Regions from separate parts of the Mus musculus genome. Here regions 1, 2, 3, 5 and 6 are each linked to region 4. The links are chromatin loops, found by intact Hi-C in ENCODE. Cell type or tissue: heart. All regions are shown on one strand. Region 1 has its middle 13 kb from the start of Tmem250-ps. Region 2 overlaps Notch1 (notch 1). Region 3 overlaps 0610009E02Rik (RIKEN cDNA 0610009E02 gene). Region 4 has its middle 6.7 kb from the start of Gm36171. Region 5 holds the start of Inpp5e (inositol polyphosphate-5-phosphatase E). Region 6 holds the start of Notch1 (notch 1).

Region 1 (4,000 bases), 410 kb after region 4:
GACAGGACATGGCTAAGTCATAGATGCTCTGCTCTTGGCTTGCCTGTACTCACGGGTGTAAGTCCCTTACTTCCTGCTCTGTGTCTTTCTGTAAGAACAGTGTGGGCCCCTCCCCAACCTGGCTGGAAAGAATGCAACTTAAAGAAGCAGGAAACTCTCTGAGTCCGAGGCCAGTCTGGACTACAGAGCTAGTTCCAGGTCATCCAGGGCTACACAGAGAAACCCTGCCTCAAAATAAAATAAACCTGGAGCAAAGGCCACAAGAGATGAGTAGCAGGCCCAGAGTTTATGGTTGTGCAATGCTCTTGGAGCCCTGTGATTGACATATATCACACACCCCTGTCAAACCCACAAACCCTCAGACTGTACAACATCAAGAGGACCTTTGTGGCGCTGTGAACTTTGGGAAAGGATGAGGTAATCCTAAAACTGCTCCAACAGGTAAACCCCTCTGTAATTTAAAGATACAGTCTGTTTTTCATTATTATGTTTTTTTTTTTCTTCAAAGAGACAGGGTCCCTTGTAGCCCAGGCTTGCTTTGAACTCAATATGTAGGTGAGGATAGCCTCGAACTCCTGACTCTTCTGCCTCAACCTCTGGAGTGCTATGGGATTATAACCATGTGCCACCACACCCAGTTTACGCATCATTGGAGTTGAACCTGGGGCTTCATGGATGCTAAGCCAGCTCTCTACCAACTGGACCTCAGCCTCACTCCAACTCTTTCATTGGCCCACCATGTCCTTGTAAGAGGCTATTCAGATTGTTCAGACCTAACGGAACTTCTCAGAACCCTAGGAGCACCTGGGGTGCCAAGACCTTCTCTATGCTGAAGACCTATCTGACCAACAGATGTTTGCTGAGATGCAGCTGGTGACAGAAGTGCATAGGAGTATGAGCACCTTGGTCCACGCTGCAGCCAACACTCCAGGTGAGAACAAGCCCAGCCAGTCACAGGATTGTGGAGTTGATTTCCACGTCTGCCTGTGACAATTGCACCAACAGTGGCTAGGAGCCAGGAGGTCTCCTTGCACACGTGCTGGGCCACTGAGAATGTAGCAGTTCTCTTATCTACCAACACAGGCTTTACCACTAACAGTTGCTCCTGGCCCTCTGTGCCCAGCAGCCTGTGTGAACCAGCCACACTCACCTCATTGGACAGATGGTCTAACACTTGTGTCCTCTGTGTCCACCGAGATGGAGAACACCGTGAGCATCCTGGAGGAACCTGGCCCTGCCTTGTTTCCACCACAGATAACTGAGTGTAAGCCCTGCACTCCAGCCACCAGCTTCTCCACATGTGTGTCCTCCATCTCCTCATCTGGGAAAGGTATGTGTGTCTGTGTGTGTGTGTCGGTGTGTGTGTGTCTATGTCTATGTGTGTGTGTGTCTGTGTGTGTGTCTGTGTGTGTCTGTGTCTATGTGTCTGTGTGCGTGCATGCGCATGTATGCCAGGAGATGAACCTTAGGAGCCTGGGAGTGATCTTTGCAGGTGTGCAAGAAAGCCTGTAGCCATCCACAGGATAGCTCCTCCTTTCATAATAAAGCAGTGTGGGCTACTCCCCTGCACAACTGGGGTGCTGCACAGAGGAGCTGTCACCTGCTTTGTCACTACCACTCCCATTCCTCCACTGCACCTCTCTTTACAGGGCGAAAAGTGGAAAGAAAGCACAAGACTGCCCCCTAGTGTTCTTATCAGAAAACTGCTCCAGTCTCCTTTAGCTCTTCCAAAAGTAGCAAGCTCAGACTGAGCTCTTGAGGTGTGAGACCCTCTCACTGGGGTCTCCGGGAAGCAGGCCCTCTAGAGGTCAGATGGGGACCCAACCCACTGAGTCAGAGCACTCAGGAGCTGTGGGGACCTGCAGCGTGGTGTCGCTCAGTACTCCCACACCCCTGCCTTCTAACTGACTCCACCCTAGTCATCTGTGACAGGGGTATAAGCCCTGTTAGGCTTGGTGTTCACCATCACCCCCCATCCAAAAATTCCCCTGGGTGCTCCAAGGAAGCCCGGACTTCTGTAGTCAGAACCCACCATCTTGCTGAGGTCCCCAAGTCAGGGTCCAGCATGGATGCTACTCACTGAAGGCCCCATATTCCATCTTTCTAGATTGGAAGTAAACTGAAGCACAAAGAACTAGGTGATCCGAGTGAACTGAGGTACTCAGAGGTGAGCCAAGGTGAAATGAGGTAAATGGAAATAAACTGGGGTGACATGAAGCAATATGCTGGGATGTTCAGTGACCCTAGGTGAGAGGAACAGTGCTGAAGTGCATGAGCTGGCCGTATAGCAGTTCAGAGACAACTATGGATAGAGCTGAGATCTCCACCAGCCCCATGCCAGCAGAGACTGACGCCTTAGGCTAACCCCAGCTCAGACCAGATGCGCCTCCTGGTGGCTGAGCCTGGACCTCTGGCCAGCCCTTAGGGCAAGTCCCCAAGTGGTCCTCCTAGGCCCTCTGGCAGGCCAAGAACTCCCATGCTGACCGCAGGCTCTTTTCTTAGAATACAACTCAGAACCTTGCTAGAAGGCAGAACTATTTACAGTTGGCTGAGAGAGACAGAAGGGAGTGGCTGAAATCTCAGGTGATGTTCAATAGGTAGACCTGGATTCCCCTCCACTTCAGGTAAAACCCAACTTTGAGGCACCAAGAGGCACCAAGAACAGGTTGAAAGATCTGCCTCAAAAAAAAAAAAAAAAAAAAAAAGAATAAGAAAAAAAGAAAAGAAAAGAAAAAGGAAGGAAGATCTGTCTCAGGATACAGCCTCCCACCCTGGACCCCCTTCTAGAGATCCTCGGTAATATGAAAAGGGGCCAGGGCTACACAGAGAAACCCTGTCTCAAAAAAAAAAAACAAAAAAAAACAAAAACAAAAAGAAAATGAAAAGAAAATCAAAGAGGAAACAAACGTCCTGCTTCCTCTTCTCTTTCCTCTTCTTCTCCCCTCCCCTCCCCTCCTCCTCTTTCCTCCTCCTCCCCTTCCTCCTCCTCCTCTTTCCTCTTCTTCTTCTTCTTCTTCTTCTTCTTCTTCTTCTTCTTCTTCTTCTTCTTCTTCTTCTTCTTCTTCTCTTCTTCTTCTTCTTCTTCTTCTTCTTCTTCTTCTTCTTCCCTCCCTCCCTCCCTCCCTCCCTCCCTCCCTCCCTCCCTCCCTCCCTCCCTCCCTCCCTCCCTCCCTCCCTCCTTCCCTCTTCCCTCTTCCCCTCTTGTTTGGTTTACTTTTGAGGCAGGTTTTCTCTGCATAGCCCTGGAACTCACTCTGTAGACCAGACTCAAACTCAGAGATCTGCCTGCCTCTGTCTCCCAAGTGCCACCACCACCAGTAATTCACTGTGCTATCTCACTGCACCCAGGACCATCAGTCCATGGATGGCCTCATCCACAACACAGGGGGCCCTCCCACATCAATTATCAACCAAGAAAACGTCCTTTAGAACAACCCCACAGAAGCATTTTTCTAATTCATATTCTTTCTTTCCACCACAGATAGTGATGCCATGGCCCATGCTGTAGCCAGACTTCCTTGATCTGTGCTGCTGCTGACTACACAGGGCAGGGGGCTTCTTCTGCCAGGGTGTGGATGACTGCAGACTTATAGTTAAGAATGAGAGATGCCAGGCAGTGGTGGCGCATGCCTTTAATCCCAGCACTTGGGAGGCAGAAGCAGGCAGATTTCTGAGTTCGAGGCCAGCCTGGTCTACAGAGTGAGTTCCAGGACAGCCAGGGCTACACAGAGAAACCCTTTTTCAAAAAAAAAAAATTAGAATGAACGATCAGAAGGTTTCTGTGACAACTTCTTTCCCCAACTCCCTCCCAAAAGAAACAGTGTAAACAGGAAGCGAGAACTCTTAAAAATTATAACAATGCTGTAGTGTAGCTCCTCACAGTTGGCTTCTGGCAAGGGTAGGGAAGGGAAGGACTCAGTTATCTTTAAGGGGCTGGCCACTGGGAGTTTGACCCTGCTCCGGTGAGTATTTGAGCGTCACAAATTAGAGTTGTGTTTCT
Region 2 (4,000 bases), 87 kb after region 4:
GGCTGTATCCTCATTGGCTAGCATCAGCTCAGGATATAGACTCTAAGCACACTGTGGCTGCTGAAACAGTTGTCTGATACTGTGGTGACAGCAGCCCTTTGTCAGTGTGTGGGGGACGAGGAGATTACTAAGGTCTCCGTTAAAACTATTAAAGTTTTATACAGAGGGTCAGCATTGTCAAGGTGGCATTGTTCCAGTCTGGAACCCTTGCACGGTCTTGGGCCAGGTGGGTACCTCCAGCCCAGTGGATGATGTGGCCTTGTCCTCAGACTGGAACTGTAGTTTAGCAGGAGAGCTCTGAGCCCAGGCTACAGCTCAGGCCTCTCCGTAGGTACAAGTGTGACTGTGCCCCTGGGTGGAGTGGAACAAACTGTGACATCAACAACAACGAGTGTGAGTCCAACCCTTGTGTCAACGGTGGCACCTGCAAGGACATGACCAGTGGCTACGTATGCACCTGCCGAGAAGGCTTCAGTGGTAAGTGTGGCGGGTGACACAGCAGAATGGGTCCTCCCTTTGGTCTCTTTCTCGGTCCACCTGATGAGCTAGCATTTCTCAGGCAGAGATCCTAGTTCTCTTGAGGAAAGGCATAGGGCAGAGGCTCTGGCCCACCTCCTCTTGCTCAACTTCCTTACAGGCCCTAATTGCCAGACCAACATCAACGAATGTGCCTCCAACCCCTGCCTGAACCAGGGGACCTGCATTGATGATGTCGCTGGATACAAGTGCAACTGTCCTCTGCCATATACAGGTACGAACAGCCAGGGACTGGAATTGGCTCTGGTGGTAGCTAGTGGAGCTAAGAGTATATGGGCTTACCAGGCACTGAAGAAGGTTCTGTTCCTCGCTGAGGGTCTTAGGTCCTCAGACTGGAACTGTAGTTAAGCAGGAAGGCTCTGAGCCCAGGCTACAGCCCAGGCCTCCTGGGCCTGGGGATAGTCACCAGATGGGCAAACACAGAGGATGCCTAGGAGGAAGCTCCAGGCCGTGTGTCCGGGTGTTTATCTGGTATGTCTGGAGTGAGGTGAGCACTGGACTCCTCCAGAGAAAGTCTGGGAGGCTGACTGGTAGGTACTGCATGGATCAGGGTCCACTTTGCCTGTGCCTCTGGGGGCCCTGGCTGCCCTCCTCTGCTGGCTGGGCCTGGGATTCCTTTGATGGCAGCTTCTTTGTGTGAGGAGACAAGGAGCCCTCTGTTAGATGAACAGAGGCAGCTCCTGCCATGGGCACTGCCTGAGGAATGGCGAGAAATAGACCCCCTGCAGGAGAGATGTGCATTGAACATGAAAGCCGTGACCACATGGCCCCCAACCCTGCAGCTCCAAATACTGCCACAGAGTACTGGTGGCTTCATGCTGCTGCTGCTAGGTTCTGGACATAGCAAGTGGGTCTGTGAAGGTGGAGGCCCTTCCAGTGTTCCTATGATGCCTGGCAGGATGCTGTTTTCTTTGACAAAGTTAAAGGGCCTGGATTTTGTCTCCTGTGTTGGTCAGTGAGGAAACTGTCAGCAGCCAGGCACACCCCATGTTCCTTTTGGTCTTGCTGCTATCGGGGCTAGCGGGAGGAGTCAAGCCGCGCTGACCAGCTTCCTGCTTCCCTTTGCACAATTGTCGGAAACTCTGTCAAAGTTCCTGTCTGCCCAGGTCACCGTGGAAACCGATAGAGAGAGAGGCCCTGGAGAGTCTCACCAGTGGGCTGGGGACATGGTGGGAGACAAGGAAGATAAGGTTTCCTTGCTTAGCTCCTGGAGCCAACCATGGCCATAAACAGGAAAGCTAACTGGGATTGCAAGGAGAGTCACCTGGGTTACTCGTGGCTCCCCCAAGCGGTTATCAGATTTCACTGCCCTAGTGTGAGGCTGCACCCCATGTTCCCCAAGTAGGATATGCTTGGGGTAGCCACAGTAGCTCTGTCTCAGGAGTGAGCCTGCTGTGACCTAAAGCTTCAGAATCAGCTCAAGGATTTTCCTGGAATGGGGAGCAGGCCAGGTTCCTCCAGGCTCAACCACCTGTTATAGTAGGGTCTTGTTTTGAGGTTTTCTGGTTGGGCAAGGCCCAGGCTTCATCGTGGAGCATTTGGGAGATGAGAGATGGCTTCCGGGACTACATAGATGGCTCATGGAGAAAGAGTGCTTGTGGAAACATGAAGCCTGTTTCATGAAAACAGGGTACCTCTAAATGCCCATAACCCCAACATTTGGGAGCAGAGACATCTTGAGAGCTCTCTGGCTGGCCAGCCTAGCTAAGATGGCAAAGCGTCTGATTCAGTGAGACTCTGTCTCAAAGGAATAAGATGCGGGGTTGGTAGAGGACACCTGATATCCGTCTCTCCTTCTGCATACACTCTTACACACCTGCATGCAATATACTATGCTCGTTAAAAAAAAAAAAAAAAAGTGACTTAAGAGAGAAACTTGATTCTGCTTTATCTCTAACCTCCTGTCAGTAATCGTCATTCCTCCCGGGATCAGAGTCTGGCTGGCCAATCATACAGCATCTCCTATACCTACCCCCCGCCCCCCTTTATGGAAGACCCTATGGGCCAGGCTCACTGGGTTCTATCTTCTACAAATCTTTCTTTCTAGGAGCCACGTGTGAGGTGGTGTTGGCCCCATGTGCTACCAGCCCCTGCAAAAACAGCGGGGTATGCAAGGAGTCTGAAGACTATGAGAGTTTTTCCTGTGTCTGTCCCACAGGCTGGCAAGGTGAGGCTTGCCTGGTCCCACCAGGCTGGGACAAGGATGGTGGATGGGAAGTCAGGGGCCCTGGCCAGCCTGTGGGGCAGTCTCGAGAAAGGAGCCCATCAATGCTGAGCTACCTGCTCTGGGAAGCTCTGGGAAGCTCTGGGAGCAGGAGATGGTCCTTCCCATTCCAACTCCATATCCTTCTGTTGCCCAGAGGTCAGGGGAGAAGCACTGGAGATAAACAGACCAGCTAGGACAGAGGCTCAGAGGGTGGGGGCAGGTAACCAAATGAGTTTTTGTCTTCACAGGTCAAACCTGCGAGGTTGACATCAATGAGTGTGTGAAAAGCCCATGTCGCCATGGGGCCTCCTGCCAGAACACCAATGGCAGCTACCGCTGCCTCTGCCAGGCCGGCTATACAGGTCGCAACTGTGAGAGTGACATCGATGACTGCCGCCCCAGTAAGTGGTACCCAGCTCTGTCCATCCTATGTTTCGGTGCCTCTGTTCCTAAGCACACATGACAGGGAGCTGCTGAGAGTCTGAGGTGGAAAATAGCCCTGGTGCCCGGCAGTCATGAAGGACTGTGGATAGCTGTGCCCTCAGCTTAGTCCACTTGCCTGTGCCTTAAAAAGAGACAGGCCAGAGGCTAGACAGGCCAGGAGGAGGCTGTTGAGCATCAGTGTGTGCTTCTCACGGGCTTTGCTGCTAGATTTCCCAGCCCAATTGAGTGATATGGAGCAGAGGCACCAGGCACTTCAAAATGATGGCATGGGGCCTAGTTGTATTCAACCTTGACACTCGGCCCTTGTCAGGACCCATTGAGTTGTGTAGGGCTTTAGAGATGCCCTGCATCCTGAGTCAAAGCTAAAGGCAGAGAGAGATTGAGGGAGGTTCTGCCTGGCACCATCAGTGTGTGTGTAGGGGAATGGGCTTCCCTATGACTGCCTTGGGCCTGAGGGAAAAAGTGTATGCGGAGCAGATTCCAGGCTCAGTGCTGGGATGGGCCCCTGTTGACTACTGTCATCAAGGCTTGCTGTGAGCACTTGCCACCCCATACCACCTTCTCAGCATCAGGTCCCCGAAGCATGGCCAGTGGCCACCTAAGGCTCATCTTTCTGTCCCTCCAGACCCGTGTCACAATGGGGGTTCCTGCACCGATGGCATCAACACAGCCTTCTGCGACTGCCTGCCCGGCTTCCAGGGTGCCTTCTGTGAGGAGGACATCAATGAATGTGCCAGCAATCCCTGCCAAAATGGTGCCAATTGCACTGACTGTGTGGACAGCTACACATGTACCTGCCCCGTGGGCTTCAAT
Region 3 (4,000 bases), 110 kb after region 4:
ATTGCCTGTTCTTGGGTCTCCAGCTTGCCAGGTACAGCTCTGGGGACTTGCCAACCCCACAACCTCTCTTTGTATCTACCCTAGTAAACATTCAGTGGAGTATTTTTCAGCCATTAGAAGGAACAAAGCTCTGAGACCTACTAACATGTGGGTGAGCTGCAGGAGGACACAGGGCTCGTGAAAGACATCTCAAAAATGACCACATGATTTCATCTTTATGAAATGTCCTCAGTAAGTAAAGCCACAAAGACAGAGAACAGAGTGGCCATTCCTGGGTCCAGGGAAATGGGTATGACTGACAATGCCTATACATTTGACTTTGCATGGATAGTCCAGCACTGTGTACGTCTAAGGCAGAAGGCTGCATGGCACTGTGAAGGTCCCAGACCCGTCAATGCTAGAATTCCACAATCTGTGAGTCTACTAAAACTAGCAAAAAAAAAAAAAAAAAAAAAAAAAAAAAAAAAAAAAATCCAAGCAAAATGGGAACTTTCAGAAATTTGTCCCATGGACACAACAAGTTCTCTTTTATTTTGTGACAGGATCTTGCTGGGTATCCCAGGTTGGCCTCAATCTCACCATCCTCCTGCCTCAATCTCCCAAGTGTTGGGATTCTAGGTGTGTACCACGCCACCCACTTAAACCTAGTACTCTTAAGGAGCATCTATCTGCCCCTAAAAGCCACTGGAAATAAATAAAACATGTAAAACAATATTTTTAAAGGGCTAAAGATGTAGCCTAGTAGTAGAGGGTTTGTTTACTCTGTGCAAGGCTCTGGATTTCATCCCCAGGACCAAATAAAGTAATCAATAAATTGGCTTGAGACAACCTTCAATAAATTCCTTGTTCTATGAACCTGAGCTCCTCATTTTGAGTCATGTAAAAAAGTTGGGTATGATCATGTGCTGTAATCCCAGCATCTGTGAGATGGGGAGGTAGAGATCGGTAGAGTCCTACTTAGCTTTTGTCTAATCAGTGAGTCGCAGGTCCCAGTGAGAGACCTTGTCTCAAAAACTAAAAACAAAAAGGCCGAGGACTGGGGAGATGGCTCAGATAGTAAAAATTCCTACTGCACTAGCACAAAGACCTGAGTTTGGAATCTCCAGCATCCACATGCTGTCCTGGAATGACCATACATCTGTAATCCTGTGCTGGGGTGGGGAGGGAGACAAGATCCTGGAGCACCACTTGCCTAGCCAATGATCAATCAAGCACTAGGTCCAGTGAGAGAGACCCTGCCCCAAAAACCAGGATGGAGTCAGGCATTGTGGCACATGTTTAACCCCAACATTCAGGAGACAGAGGCCCAGGGCTAAAATAGTCTCTGTCTCAAAAACAAACTAAAAAACCAAGCTGAGAATGAGAATGATACCTTCTGGCTTCCACATGCCATATATACATATACATGCTCACACGCACAGGCACACACATATGCACAGTGTAAGGACTAAATTGGGCACCCAGCAGCTAGACAGCCCAGAGAGAAAATAGAGTCTTGCAGCCTCAGCCTTCCTTTGTTTAGGGGGGATTACAGGACAGTGGGCCCTGCTGTCTCTCAACAGAAATACTCCAGGACCAAATCCCAAGCAGACAGAGGTATGGAGATGAGCTCTGTGTCATACACACACTGAAGATGGTCATATACAGACATGGGAGCAGAGGCAACTGAGTGGTCTTGGAGCAACTTGCCCTGTGGTACCCGGTCACAGACCTCCAGGACAAGGAAATTCCTGTGAAATCCAACTGGTGTGGGGCTGTTTACACAGCAACCTGGATAGATTGATCCAGTCTCGGGCTGAGGTGATGTCTTGGATGCCGAAATCTCTCAGGGACACAGGCCAGTTCAGTTCCCTAGGTACTGCCTTTCCCCCACAATGAAATGCCATCTGTGCTGGCTAGCTGTAACACATCAACTTGACACACAAACTACAGAGTTATCTGAGAGGAAGAAACCATAATTGAGAAAATGCCACTGTAAGATCTGGCTGTAAGACATTTTCTTAATTAGTGATTGATGGAGGAGGGCCAGCTTATGGTCCTGAGTTCTATAAGAAAGTAGGCTGAGCAAGCCATGGGAAACAAGCCAATAAGCAGCACCCCTCCATGACCTCTGTCTGTATCAGCTTCTGCCTCTAGGATCCTGCCCTGAGTTCCTGTCCTGACTTTCTTCAGTGATGAACAGTGCTGTCAAAGTGTAAGCCTAAGAACTCCTTTCCCCTCCAACTTGTTTTTTGGTCGTTGTTTCATCACAGCAATAAAAACCTTAACTAAGACACCACCACTCCCCAGGGATCTGCCATCTTGTAATGTTTTTGTTTGTTTTCAATTTAGAAGAATAGTTATTATGTATATACTACTAGAGGGCAGTGAGTTAGGCAGTAGTGAGTAAGCAGGGGCACACTACGTCCTCTGGCTGGCTGAACCTTGTGATCCTTCTGCCTCAGCCTCCTGAGTTCTAGGATTGCAGGTATGCCCCACCAGGCTTGACTTTAAGTCCTACTTTTCAACATTCAAGTATGTAAGTAGTTCCAGACAAGTATGGTAAATCCAACACTCTAGAGGCTGAGGCAGGAGGACTGCCATAAGTTCAAGGCCAGCCTGAGTTATATAGCTAACTTCTGTTTCAAAAATAACAAAAGCAGATATAAATAACCCGAGAACAGCCTGGTGGTGGTGTTGCACACCCTTAATCCCAGCACTCAGGAGGCAGGCGGAGGTAAATTTCTTGAGTTCCAGGCCAGCCTGGTCTACAGAGTGAGTTTCAGGACAGCCAGGGCTACAAGGAGAAACCCTGTCTCAAAAAACTGAAACCAAACCAAATAGCAACAAAAACAAACCCAAGAACTAGTTCTCTTCCTGTCCCAAGTGTCCTTCGCTCCACTGTCTGTGTATATCTTCAGTATGAGAGAGAAGGGCTTCCTTAGCCTCCTGGGGTCATTCAGAGAAGCCCATTCCAATAGAAATAAGACGGAAACCACATAGGTCATTCAAAGTACTTCATAACCCTTAAAAAGGTCAAAGGAGCAGGTGAATTTATTTCAATACTACATCTTGGTTCGTCCAATGAAACCACAGTTACCACTTAACTAGCAGTCAACACAAGCGAAGTATGAAAAGGACAGAGTTGACATTCTTTGTATTATTATTTGTATTTATTTGCTTATGTATATGTGTGCTAACACATGCCATACATGTAGAGGTCAGAGGACAAGTGATGAGAGCCAGTCTCTCCCTCTACCATGTGGGTCCTAGGGACTGAACCTGGGTTGTCCTCCTTGGCAGCAGGCACCCTTACCCACTGTGCCAGCTCACCTGCATTATCACCATCTGCACTGGCCATGCTGAAGGTGCTTAGAGGCCACACATGGTCAAAATGTCATCCCAGACAGGCTAATCTCCACCAGCACAGATAAACAACCCATGGAGCCAGATGTAGTACTGGGAGCACTGGGGGGCGAAGGGGAGGACGGTAAAGGCAGGAGGTTCAGGAGTTCTAAGCCAGATCCTGTCTATAAAGATGTAAGCAAAGGAATAAAGAAGGTGAGGGGAGAGACTGCTATGCTGGTGTTGTTTCTTGTCAAAGGAGGCACCAAATGTGGCTCTGCATTGCTTTGTCCAGCACAAAGAGGGACCCAAGGGTATTAGTGCCATAAACCCAGCCAAAGCAGCAGGGTTATGCCTACAATCAAAAGTGATGGAGTGCTGCTGTCCTTCTGAGACTCCGGGAACCAGCCAGCCATGAGTCTTGCAAAGTTTGCTATCAGGGACACTCTATGGGGAGATTTTTACTATGTGACTCCAGACCCCACCCTGTGGAGCTGTGGAGACCCAGGCCAATCCTCAGCTGCATACGAGTTAGGAAACAGGGCTCTTTTACTACAGTATCCTCAAGCCCGACTGAGCTATGTGTACTGTGGATTTCGAAAGGTTTGTGTGGAGCTTCTCCAGAGAATCCCTCCGTTTTGAAGATCAAGGACAGGGATGCTGCTCTCTCCACCTG
Region 4 (4,000 bases):
CAAGGTGCAGGGCCTGCTCTCCAAACTGCTATAGCCAATGAGGGAGCAGGTCTAGCTCTCCTGCTCTCAGGACCCCAGGGTCAGCTCTTTCAGATACTGCAGATGGTGAGAGATGGGGTGGGGGGAGACACCCACACCCACCCTTACTCAAGACTCCTCGTACCAGTGTTTGGTGAAACCAGGTCACCTACACACTTGCCCTCCAGGCCAGCTCTCCTAAACCCCCTCCACCAGAGCCAGAGGTGAAGGGCCTGATCTCCCAACTGTTACAGAGGTGAGGGAGAAGGGCACCTCACCCACTCTCATGACCTCAGGGCTGGTTCTCCTTCCTGCGGAAGGTGGTGAGGGGCTAGGGGTAAGGTTTACTTTTATTTTAAGCTGTATGGGGGTATGTGTCGATGAGTGTAGTTGCTTGAGGGGACCTCAGATCTCCTGGGTCTTCTCCAAGAGTAGTGCACACTCTTAACCAATGAAGCCTCTTTTCAGCCTGACTGTCCTGTGACCACCTTTTTTGGCATACTTTCTTGTAGCCCAGGCTGGTCCCACAGTTGCTCTTCCCACTCGCCTGGCACTGGGACTGCAGTACTGCAATCAAATTTATCATGTGAGTGTGTGTGTGAGTGTGTGTATGTGTGAGTGTGGGTGTATGTGTGTGTATGTGCATGTGAGTGTGTGCATGTGTGTGAGTATGTATTGTGTGTGTGTTCCTGTGTGTGCGCACATGCGCGTGTGTGAGATCATGCTCATATGGAGGTCAGAGGACAACTTCTGGGAGTCAGTTCTAATTTTCCTGAGAACCTGTGGGTCTCAGGGATGGAACAGGATCCTTCCCACTGTGTTAGACATAGATCCTAGATCTTGGTGGCAAGCACCTTTAGCCTGAGCCATCTCACCCTGTCCTCTGCTTGTTTTGGTTTTGGTTTTGTGTTATGTGGCACTGGGAATCAAACCTAGTGCTTCATGCGTGCCAGGCAGGCAGTGTACCAAGTTTGATTATAAATTGAACTTTCGTAGGTGCAGGATTTTTCTGTTGCTTTTCTTCTTGTGTTAGTGACTTTTGTCCTTCGAGGAATTTTTATGTCATCTGAGTTGCCAAATTTTTGATCATCAGGTATTTCAGAACTCTAACACATTATTTTCCCTGTTTCCACTTTCTCTCCCCATCTCATGATGCCCCTGGGCTAACCATGGGCTCTCCTCTCGCCCTTTCCTCCCGAGTGCTGACCCCAAAGTGGCTCCTGACTGAAACACTGCTTTCCTGGTGCTTGTTGAGTGTGAGCCAACGCTCCATCTTTGGAGCCTGACTTTGGTGGAGTATGTCTCTTCCTTGGTTTATTCTGAGAGCTATCTTTTTACAAGTCTGTCCAGATTTAACTGTGTTACATTGACTTGCTTGTTAGTCCATTTTATTTATTTATTTATTTATTTATTTATTTATTTATTTATTTATTTTTTAAAAACTCGTTCATTTCTATATGCATTGGTGTTTTGCCTGCATGTCTGTCTGTATGAGAGGTGCTGGGTCCCTGGAACTGGAGTCACAGGCAGCTGTGAGCTGCCATGCTGGTTCTGGGATGTAAACTCCGGTCCTCCCCTCCCCAGCTCCCTCTTGGTCCATTCTAATCTCAGTTCTATCTACTTGTTTTCTTTCTGCTTTATTGGTATGCAATCTCCTCGTCTGCAGTCCTTGGAGGTGGCAGCCCTGCCATTCCTTCCCCACCGGCCTGGATCGTGGGGAGGAGCAGGTCCCTACCTACCCCTGTTGGCCCTGGCCCTGCTTCTCTGGAGAGGTCCTGAGTCCTCTCCTTCCAACCCTGGGGTGGATGAGGGAAGTGTAGGTTTCCAGGTCAAAAACACAGGCTCTGAGTTCAAACCACAGTGTTTAGAGCAAGGGGCTCCCCAGCTCCTTCCCTTCCTCCGTCCCTGTAAACCCCAAGTGGCCAGAGTTCTTGCCAGCCTGCTCTGAGCACCTCGTATTTATTTCACTTCTGGTCTGGGAGGAATCCCAGATGATGCAGAACCACAAGGTGACCACAAGGGGACAATGTGGCTTTAGAAACGGTCATGGATGTAGCCTGTGTACATAGGTATGTGTGATCCCACTCTTCCAGGTACCCACAGTTTGTCTGGACCCTGTACCTTCCTCAGCTTCTCTCCCACCCTAGACCCAATGGCCATCAATATCCAGGCCTCCGAAAACCCTTCAGTATCCTCATGGCCTACCAAGGGATACCAGCTGCTTGAAGACTAGGAAGGTTTGTGGGGGAGGGGTAAAGACAAGTTTGAGGGGAGGAGAAGGAGGAAGCTCTCCTAAAAGAGGCAAGGAGGGTTCCCCACTCTTAGTCCAGGCCTCCTCTGCAACCTCCCCTCAGATGGGAGCTCCCCATTCTCAGAGACGAGGAACTTGACGGTCCTGACTGGAAGTCAGCACAGGACCACAGGTGGGTCCATACTAGTGCTACTGTGGACTGGAGAGGACTTTGGCAAGGCAGACACAGATGAAGACAAGGCATTTGTGTTGGAGCTCCTGAGGCCAGCAGGAAGCCATGCTTCATCCTCTGGGGCTGATGCTGCTCTCAGTTTCCATTCCCTGACATCCCCTCGTTAGCCCCTCACCGAACACCTCTTGTTCAGCCAGCAAAGCATGAGTGCTGAGTAATAACTCCTTTGGCTTGCAGCAGCTGGGATGCTTGTAGCCCAGTTGAAGGGGCTCTGAGAAGGTAATGGGGCACAAGGATACGCAAGCCTGCCTGCAGGGTGCTCCATTGTGCCAAGGTCGATAGGTTGGAGCATGTCAGCCAATTCCAGCCCCCGCCCCAACAAATCAAAGCAGCAGCATATGGATGGTCAGCAGGCCTTTGTGTGTCCAGAAGAGTGGGCTGGGACATCCCTGTTCTGCCTTACTGCCTCTGCTCAGCTCCATCCCTGGCCCTGGCAACAGACACGTCTGACCCCCAGCAACAGGTAACTGGGTTGTCAGAGAAACCAGGGTACAGGACGGGCAGTGGGTGGGTGCAGTATCCAGTGAGGACCTCAGTCTCCAGGGTCCCTACAAGAGGCAGGTCACACCTGAGCCTGCACACGGAGCTCTGTTAAGTAGAGGCACGGTGCAGTGTCCACCCTCACAGCACTTGAAGGCCCTTTAGGGCTCTGTACTCTGCACTCGGGTACAAAGGCTGGGGAGGGCAGCCTACAGGCTTTGTCCAGAGATCTGTGGTGTCTAGGTTTCAGGATACTAACCTAACTTCAGGGTGTCTGGCTGCAGGCTTCCAGCTGCACACCTGGCATTCACAGTACTGAAAGCAGGTCTATAGCCCTGGGACTGTAGCCTGGGTGGCATGCCTCAGTGTCCCCGAGAGCCTTTAGAAGCCAATGGAGTCTGGCGAGCCCCAATAAGGTACCAAGACAGACTGTGGAGGGAAGGCAAGAACTGTGGGAACAGGGAGAAAGCAGGTGTCTGGTGGCCACAGGCTCCCTCGGGATGGGAAGAGCTGTTATTCACAAGTGAAGTGGAGAGGTGACTTGAAGCTGACCTTGGTTGCTGGGCAAGCAGCCCCAGGTGGCTCAGTTCCTCACTGTCCCCAGCCCTTCTCATCCAGTCTGACCAGCTCTGAGGTTCAGCCCAGACCCTGGGCTTAGACTCACAAAGGACCCTGGGCCTCTCTGTTCTCTGTTACTCCGCTTACCCTCAACCTCTTGCCCTTATATCCTGATGGATCTCTCTGATCTCCGACATTCAACATGCCTAGCCAGACCTAGGTCACATGACCCAACAAACATGCAAAGCACATGAATTATCGTATTAATTAATTAATTAAATTTACACTCCTACTGAAATGTCCCTCTGTCCTCTCCTTTCAGGCCTCCCCACTCCCTCATCTCCTCCTCCTCCCATGGTTATCAAACAGCCCTGGTGTATCAAGTCGCAGTAAGACTAGGAGCATTCTCTCCTAAGAGGTCAGATGAGGTAGCCCAGTAGGGGGAAAGGGTCTCAAAGACA
Region 5 (4,000 bases), 150 kb after region 4:
CCTGTGCTAAGCCCTGTGCAGATGAGGCTGCTGATATCAACATTTTTGTCCATATTTTCAACTCCAAGATCTCATTTTTCTTTTGAGCTTGTGGTTGAATAGTTCTGACAGATTTCTTGGATTAGATCCCAGTAAGGTCTAGTGAGGGAGGAAGAATATATGCAGTGTTCTCTCGTGGCATGCAGCGTCCTTGTGCTTTCAGGAGTAGAAAATTATAGGCCACTGGCCACCCTTGCACTCAGTGAACCCTTAGCTGCCCCCCCCTCCCCCCCCCCCCCCCCCGCTCTGTAGTGCTAACTCAGCTCTTTTGACCTTGACAGAATTGGCAGAACAAAAACAAATCATGTCTGCAGTGCTGTGGGCTAGGAAATGCTGAGCAGCAGGAACTTGGCACATACAGAAGGTCTTGCTTACACTTGAAGCTAACACAGAGTCTGCCCATTTGTTATTGATCTGTGGGGTTATCCTGTAGCTCCATCGCTGGACAGCCTCTGGGCATGGACACATGTAGGTCATTGCTGTTCCTTTTGTTCTAGGCTTCTGTCACCTCGGGAAATTCAAGGCCAGGGAGGATTGGCCAAAGAAAATATGCGGCATTGAACTAGGATTGCTGCTGGATTCTTATTTGGAACCCTGAGATGATTAGATAACTGTTCTTCACCAAGAACCAACTAGCTGCCTCAGGTCTCGTGGATCCCAGATGGACATGGCAGTAACTCAGAGCCGGTCATACTGTGTGTCTCCTTCCTTGCAGCCTATGTATATGAATGATTGAAAAATTGATTTCAAGGTTCCTTTCAAATGCTGGATAGAATGAATCTAATTCAAAGTCTTTTATGTAAAAGAACAATGTTTCTTTTTTAGTCACTTTAGACAAATTAAGGTTTGAGCCACTTGAGAATATCCCCGCAGAGAGGCTAGGCAGGGATTCACTACAGGAGAGCACAGTTACTTGGACACCAAGGCCTTTCTCACCTGAGAAATGGTGCAAACCAACCAGGGATCCTTAGGCTACTGAGAAGGCTGTCTGCTTACCTGGAGAGGACTGACTGCTGGGATGTCTGGCCTAAGAGGAGCCTCAAACTGCACTGGGCAACTGTGCCTTGTCCTGTGAACTGGGGAGTACATGCCAGCTCCTCAAAGGGTCACCAGATGGCAGCGGCTCCCAGGCTGGGGAGGAAGTGGTTACAAGGGCATGTCTCTCCAACATTTCCAGCCTCACTCCATTTTCTGTGGCCTCATTAGTGCTGGGTGCGTTTTTTTTTTGCTCCGAGCTTTCCGTCATGGCTCAGTCACTGGGGAGAGCCCCAGGGAGCTGATATTCTGAAGCTGCTGATCTGATTAACCAGGTCAAAAACTGGCTGTGTGCTGCAACGTACTGCCCTCCTAGCCAGGAGTCTGTATGGAGCCCTCTAGCTGACTCAATGTCACCTGCAGACAGCACTTAAAGCCTTGGTGGTATCTTGGAGTGGCTTACGGTGTCCTAGCGCACACTCTGGAACCTTGCATCTCTACCCCAAAGCCCACCAGGGACCTTCAGCAGCGACTCACTGGCTCACCCATATCACTTCAAGGAGCTGCCACCACATAAGAGTCAAAGCTTTAAGGCTTCACTGACTGTTCCTAAAACTATCCTTACACTCTAAAGAGGAAGGGAAAGAGAGTTAAATATTTAAAAATCAGCAGGTAGAAAACATAAATGGTTTGTTTGGTATTAAATTTAGAAATTGTAGAACATGGAATTAGTACAGCCCTTCCCGGTTTTCTGGTTCCTTGCATCATCTAGGAAAGACTCACAGAATGGCTTCCAGGACGTTCCATAGATGAGTGTACTTGGACCCTCCTGTTCCTGTCATTAAGAAAGGCCTGTCCCTGTGGGTCAGTAGCAACTTGTGTCCTTGCTGGGACCAGGCAGGACCCTTGCCTCTGGTTCAACCCTGCCCAGGCTCTGTGTTGACTGCCAACCACTTTGGATTCAAGAAGCTTCCTCCCTGGGAGCTGCTATTTTTCCAAAATTCACATTGTTAAATAAAATATTTTGGGCTCTCAAGTAACTTAATTTATGGCTTCCTTTGTGTTTTGAGGGGCAGACCAGCGAGATCTTTAGTGTTGGTAGAGCCTTGGGCAGCTATTGGGTGTGACTGCCTGTGCCTGGTCCTGCCGCGGCTTGGCAGGGCGGGAGCTCGTGTCGGGCGTGGCTTCCAGGCACCGGGCTGTGGTCCTCCGGCCGCGAGAGGGCGCTGTGGCGGCGATAGGGTCTTGGGCCGGGCAGTTCTCCGGAAGACTACAGAACGGAACCTGAGCCAGGGTGACCACTAGACTGAGCTGGGGCGAACCCTGGGCGGGGGCGGGGGCCGAGGCACGGGGCCGCAGTCGTTGTTCCAGCTGCCACCGTGACTGGCCTAGGTCCGCCTCCGCCAGCGCTGGGCCCGGCTGAATCAGACCTCGGGCGTCCGGCGGCGGGTCTGCTGCCGAACGGAGGGCGCAGGTGAGCCTAGGACGCTGAGCGCGCTGCCCTACTCTGCCTCGGCGGGGTGGAGGGCTGGCCGGGGGTGCTGGACAGACTTGTGCAGCTCCGTGAAGTGCAGCCCCGACCCCCTGGCGCCTGTTCTCACGAAGTCGCTTTTAAGACTAGCGAGCTGACTTCGGGGAGCCAAGAGATTTTTCTGCGTTTCCTCAGGCATCGGTGAGAACTCTCAAGTCTCCAGCCATGCAGCTACAGGCCCTCCTCCAAAAGGACCGCCCCATGCCACAAAGGGAGCCACTCGAGTTTTCATGGCATCGAGCTGGCGAACTCTGACGTGCATCCTTGACAACAAGAGTTGCTTGTTAACCTCCCAGGGAGGATCCCTTTCCTTAGGAGGGCCAGGCTGAGGGGGTCAGGGCTGGCCAGGTCTGGACTATGCCATCCAAGTCAGCTTGCCTGCGTCACACTGAGGCACCTGGGCAGCTAGAAGGCAGAATGCTCCAGGGACAGCCTCCGAACACGGAAAAGAAGCTCATCCCAACACCAGGCTTCTTACCAGCCTCTGACTCTCAGGGTTCAGAGACAAACCCCATGCCTCCTTTCAGCATTCCAGCAAAAACAAGCAACCAGAACCCACAAACTAAGGCAAATCTCATCACCCCACAGCCACCCATTAGACCCAAGTTGGAGCGAACCCTGTCCCTCGATGACAAGGGCTGGAGAAGGAGGCGTTTCCGGGGTAGTCAGGAGGATCTGACTGTCCAGAATGGGGCCAGTCCCTGCAGGGGCTCCTTGCAAGACTCAGTAGCCCAGTCCCCTGCCTACAGCCGTCCCCTGCCCTGCCTCAGCACATCCTTGCAGGAGATACCTAAGTCCCGAAGGGCCACAGGCAGTGAGGGAGGGAGCCCATCCTTGTGGAGTGACTGTCTTTCTGGAATGATCAGCACCTCCTTGGACCTCCTGCACAGAGATGCTGCCTCAGGTGGGCCCCCCTCCAGGTTGGCAAGTTTGCATGCCTCACACACACCACCAGCTATGGACCTCAGCATAGCCTCCAGCTCCCTGAGAACAGCAAACAAGGTTGACCCCGAGCACACGGACTACAAGCTCCGCATGCAGACCAGACTGGTCAGGGCCCACAGCAACCTGGGCCCTAGCAGACCCCGGAGCCCCTTGGCTGGTGACGATCACTCCATTCACTCAGCCAGATCTTTCAGCCTTCTGGCCCCCATCCGCACCAAGGACATCAGAAGCAGGTAGGGCTTTCAGGGGGGAGGGGGAGGGAGCTCTGGGGCTGTCATCAGAGGCCCTCATCTCATCAGGCCAAGAGCAAACTGAGCCAGGCATGGTGGCTCTTGCTAGTAATCCCAGATCTTAAAAGACTTGAGGTTGGATCATCACAAGTTCAAGGCCAGTCTGGGCTATCGTGAGCCACCATCTACATAAATAGATATAAAAGAACTAGCTACCCAGGGGCTATGTGAATGGATCCGAATAGAGAATGCCTAAGACTTGGAAATGGAAAATAAGACA
Region 6 (4,000 bases), 58 kb after region 4:
CTGTTGTTTCTGTTGGTTGGCTGGTTGTTTTTACCCTCCAAGCCCTTTTCCTGGTAGACACAGGACTAGAAGGACCAATATCTCCTGTCTACTGTGTGAAACAGCTTCACACCCACTTGCCAAGAACTTGAGCCCTGCCCCCCACCCAGGCCATTTTTCTGGCTCAGCTGTCCCAGGGTTCCACAGCTAAGTTCTCCTGCCTGTGTGGTTGGCCTCTACTTATAAAAAGAGCCAACAAGTGTTTGTGTTCAGCTGGTCTGCTGTGCAGCCATACTCATTGCTAGACAAAGACAGTGGAAGAGATACAGACACCCATGGACAGACGGGATGGCAGGTAGGCAGATGTCGCCAGGTCAGCGCAGGTCTCCAGACTCCAGAAGGATAAGGCCTTCTTTGTATCCAAGTCAGGCTGCCTGCTGACAAAGCTGGAATATAGTCGACACATAAGCAGTTAGAGGCCTTCAGGACCCATCTCAGAAGAGGCACTTGCAGTCAGGCGTTCCTTCTATGGAACTGCTCTCTGGAGCTGCAGATCTCTTATATAAATATTTCTGTAGCATTGGGCGCTTTTTCTCTCGGGTACTGACCCCATGCTGCTAACCCCCAGGCTTGAGGCCAGTTTCTGAGAGGAGCAGGAGATGGGGGCTGGACAGCTGTTGGCACTGGCCCTTTAGTGCCTTTCAGGAACAGGTGTGTCAAGGGAGATGGGAGGGTCCTAGGACAATATAATCTGGGGCCCTTATTCCTTGTTGAACTCACCACCGTGTTTTAGGATGGGGAGGTGTTGTTCGTTCCAGATTCCATTGAACTTTAACTGCAAAGGGATAAGGAAGGCATCTTGGACGCCCAGTGCTAAGCAGCTTAGCACAGGATGTCCAAACATCAAGGTGGAGATAAAGCATGAGAGGCTGTGTTGACGCTAGCAGTCATTGTACTGGAACTCTGCACTTTCCCAGGCCACCTAAGTCGGACACAGCCAGGGACCAGTGAGAAGGGTGACCGTGGAACGTCTAGACTCGGGTTCCTGCTGGGAATCGAGAGCGCAATCTGTCCAGCAAGGCACTAGTCCTTGGGGAGTTCCCTTAGGGAGCCCCGAACTCCCTTCTACAGAGGCTGCGGGCGCGACGCCATCATCGTTTAAGGTCAAGCGTTCCGGAAGTCATGGCTAAGAGTGCCTGGCCTCAATCCTCCTGATGCCTATAGCCGAGACCAAACAGCTCCCAGGAGTGGAGCCCTAGGGACAGGACACGCGCAACGCTGCCAGGGCGCCACATTTAAACTCCTGCCCCAGGATTCCCCCCAAACTTGACTTCAGCTGCTCCTGCCCACGGTCCTAGACCTAACTCCAGGATGGAGCTGGTTCCCCGTGCAGCTTTCCTTTCCCACAAGACCCGTACCTCCTCTACTATTGAAATGCAAATTCTGGCCAAATGTCGCAGAGGGCGGCTACACACAAAGCCTGATCCTTCCGCAGCGCCAGCTCAAACTTTTGGTCTCTGTAAACTTTCGAACAAGAAGTAGTTCCTAGATGCCCATTCCATACACCCCTCCATTCCTCCTTGTCTTGCGAACCATAAGATCCTTAGATCCTGGCTCGGGACGCGCTCCCTAGCCCGGACAGGCGCAGAACCCACCAAAGCGCTGGGAGGGACAGGGTCCACAAGGGGGTAAGGGTTCGCAGGAACCAGGGGCGGAGCCCGCTGGGATGGGGCGGGGCAGGGGCGGGCCCCCATAGGGGCGGAGCGCCCGCCCGCTCAGAGCCTCACTAGTGCCTCTGCCGCGGGAGGGAGCGCAGGGGCGTGGGGCGCAGGGCGCGGGCGCTGGGCGCGGGTGCGAGCGCAGTGAAGGAACGAGCCCGGGTGCCTTGTAGGGCCCAGCGCCGCTGAGAGCCCAGCGCCGCCCACCCGCCAGGAAAGAGGGCATCAGAGGGTGGACGCCTGCGGGACCGCCGGTGGTGTGCGTCAACGTCCGATCCCCGCCGGCCACCCCAAGAGGCCGCCGCCCGGGCTGCGGGCAGCTGGCGAGCAGGCATGCCACGGCTCCTGACGCCCTTGCTCTGCCTAACGCTGCTGCCCGCGCTCGCCGCAAGAGGTAGGCTCCCGCGAGCCCGCAACTTCGGGCGCCTTTCAGAAACTTCTGTTGCGCCCTGCGCACGCTTTGGGTAGATAGGAGTAAGGGACCAGCTGCCAGAGTTGAGAGCCAGAGCGGGTGGACGGGACCGTGGGACCTGGTGTCCTGGCGTGTGAGGAGGACCCTTCTCTTTCCAGGGGTACCCACTTTTCTCATAGCGCCCAAAGACGCTGGAAGTGTGGTATGGGGCCCCGGAGGCCCAACCCTGGCTCGCACTTGGGTAGACGCTCCTGGGGCTCGCCGCGGGGGCGGACATGCTGCTTGCGCCTCTACTTTTCGATTTGAATCGAATCGGTTTTGGTTTCCTGTTGCTTCTTGGGACCATTTATTTTCATTCTTCTTTGCCTCCGGCCCGTGCTAGGGCGGATGTTGGGGTGCAGTGTGAGGTCAGGGGCGCTATACTCTCGTTGCTTACTTAGAGCGGGGCAGAGACGATGTGCCCTGGACTCCTAGTATGGGGTTTTGGGATCGCTGTCCCCTAGCCGGAATCAAACTTTCGAAGAGGGGCGATGTGCAGGCGGCTTGCTGCCTAGGGTGGGCGTGGGACTGACTCATTTCGGAAGTTTGAAAATCCTGTGCTGATTGGAACGGGAGCCGGAGAGGGGAGCCCTTATTTCCCTTCCGGCTTCACAGAACGGGGTACTCCTGTTGTAGTAACCAACTGCACTCTTCTCCCAGTAATCGAAGGAGAGAACTGCCTGCCCTTTCCTTAAAAGTGGGGTTTTATGTGACGCTCGAGCTCAGCCCTACATCGAGGCTTAATTTTTAGAGCTCTTTAAGATGGCGTGGGAGGGGCTTGATTAATAATAGCCCCTTCCCGAGAACGGGGTGGAATTCCTTCTAAGTGGGGTTTCTAAGACCCCCTCCCTGGGTGCGGCGGGGGCTGCCCCTGGAGATGCCTGCGAACAGGTATTGGGTGTCGGAGTAGGCGGGGCAGGTCTCCGGGTGCGGCCCCGCTGCCCCAGGAGGCGGCCCTGGCGCGACAATGGGCCGCTCTGATTCCCGGGCCGGCGCTTTGTTGGAGGGCGGGGTGGCGGGCTCCGCAGCTGTCGCTTTTTCCCACGATCCGGGGAGCTGAGTGTGGCCACCCCCTCCCTCCTGCGGTCCCCTCGTATCTTGTGTTTGAACTGAGGCAAGGGTGGAGGCTTGTCGGGGGGCTTTGCTGGGCACCTTAATCCCCTCCCACTTTGGCTGTGTGGTTAGAAGTTTGGGAGAATTTGCTAAGTCTTTCTGTTGCCGTCCACTTCGCCTCACTATGAGTGGGGCGGTACACCTGCCACCTAGCCAGCCTATCCTTTCCCCACTAGTTTTTGACTACAATACTGTGAGCAGAACATTGATTCGTAAGCCGCCCCCCCCACCGCGTCCCGCACCCCCTCAGGACTGCCAATAACTCTAGTGCATAGGCACCATGGCTTTAATCTCCGTCCACCATCAGGACTATAAGGAGTTAGGTGCCCAGAACCAAGCCTGACCTCTCTCTTCTGACCTTCCCCCAGGCTTGAGATGCTCCCAGCCAAGTGGGACCTGCCTGAATGGAGGGAGGTGCGAAGTGGCCAACGGCACTGAAGCCTGTGTGTGAGTACCGCCCCTGAGGGGACCTGTTGCTTTTGTCAGAGCAGAGCCCCTGCCTTCTGGGGACAGAACACTGGGCTATTGTCTTCGGAAGACAGCCCCGAGGCTGAGTGCAGTCACGTGCTGACTTTTATTGGACAAAGTCTGGCAATTACTTAATCACCAGCAATTATGCCGCGTGTGGAGCTACTCTGGCCCCTGGAGGTTGGCACACTCCTTCGTGGGCCCTCAGGCTCCTGGGAATTCTTGGTGCCCTAGTTCTTATTTAAAATGCTTGAGAAACAGTTGTTTTGGA

Evidence for each region. A loop is a pair of places that touch in the nucleus more often than their neighbours do. Peaks named below come from ENCODE experiments on the same cell type or tissue, not always from the same donor. Only the 100,000 strongest peaks of a DNase experiment are listed, where the experiment ranks them.
Region 1: it touches region 4 in a loop (4-fold over the local background); 12 of 42 quality-filtered maps call a loop at or near these places.
Region 2: it touches region 4 in a loop (4-fold over the local background); 4 of 42 quality-filtered maps call a loop at or near these places.
Region 3: it touches region 4 in a loop (3-fold over the local background); 40 of 42 quality-filtered maps call a loop at or near these places.
Region 5: it touches region 4 in a loop (4-fold over the local background); 2 of 42 quality-filtered maps call a loop at or near these places.
Region 6: a loop joins it to region 4, with 2.7 times the contacts of the local background. A loop is called at or near these places in 3 of 42 quality-filtered maps.

Annotation. Positions count from the first base shown.
Region 1 is chr2:26,151,875-26,155,874 of GRCm38, reverse strand. No RefSeq gene overlaps it. Among named protein-coding and RNA genes, the nearest start is that of Tmem250-ps, 13 kb to the right of the region's middle. In heart, CTCF peaks have their summits at 1,697 (motif pointing left) and 2,394 (motif pointing left); no DNase peak of the experiment used is centred here.
Region 2 is chr2:26,472,825-26,476,824 of GRCm38, reverse strand. It overlaps Notch1 (notch 1), which reads left to right. Exons shown (of 34, transcript NM_008714.3): 14 at 332-477; 15 at 638-751; 16 at 2,585-2,704; 17 at 2,992-3,144; 18 at 3,813-4,000. Among named protein-coding and RNA genes, the nearest start is that of Mir6996, 4.7 kb to the right of the region's middle. In heart, a CTCF peak has its summit at 1,833; DNase peaks (open chromatin) are centred at 604, 974 and 1,614; H3K4me3 peaks cover 1,053 bases; H3K27ac peaks cover 3,518 bases.
Region 3 is chr2:26,451,398-26,455,397 of GRCm38, reverse strand. All of the region lies in intron 1 of 0610009E02Rik (RIKEN cDNA 0610009E02 gene), which reads right to left. Among named protein-coding and RNA genes, the nearest start is that of 0610009E02Rik, 7.5 kb to the right of the region's middle. In heart, no CTCF peak of the experiment used is centred here; no DNase peak of the experiment used is centred here; H3K27ac peaks cover 114 bases.
Region 4 is chr2:26,559,873-26,563,872 of GRCm38, reverse strand. No RefSeq gene overlaps it. Among named protein-coding and RNA genes, the nearest start is that of Gm36171, 6.7 kb to the right of the region's middle. In heart, a CTCF peak has its summit at 2,030 (motif pointing right); a DNase peak (open chromatin) is centred at 2,042; H3K27ac peaks cover 1,793 bases; H3K27me3 peaks cover 298 bases.
Region 5 is chr2:26,407,490-26,411,489 of GRCm38, reverse strand. It overlaps Inpp5e (inositol polyphosphate-5-phosphatase E), which reads left to right and starts at 2,271. Exons shown (of 10, transcript NM_033134.3): 1 at 2,271-3,723. The coding sequence starts at 2,903. Sec16a (SEC16 homolog A, endoplasmic reticulum export factor) reads left to right here. Exons shown (of 30, transcript NM_153125.2): 30 at 537-2,059. The coding sequence ends at 605. In heart, a CTCF peak has its summit at 2,231 (motif pointing right); a DNase peak (open chromatin) is centred at 2,189; H3K4me3 peaks cover 2,114 bases; H3K27ac peaks cover 1,426 bases.
Region 6 is chr2:26,501,589-26,505,588 of GRCm38, reverse strand. It overlaps Notch1 (notch 1), which reads left to right and starts at 1,767. Exons shown (of 34, transcript NM_008714.3): 1 at 1,767-2,091; 2 at 3,630-3,708. The coding sequence starts at 2,031. Gm35978 (predicted gene, 35978) reads right to left here and starts at 1,662. Exons shown (of 2, transcript NR_132655.1): 1 at 760-1,662; 2 at 242-425. In heart, a CTCF peak has its summit at 1,771; DNase peaks (open chromatin) are centred at 1,128, 1,728, 3,118, 3,698 and 3 weaker places; H3K4me3 peaks cover 3,249 bases; H3K27ac peaks cover 3,435 bases; H3K27me3 peaks cover 1,753 bases.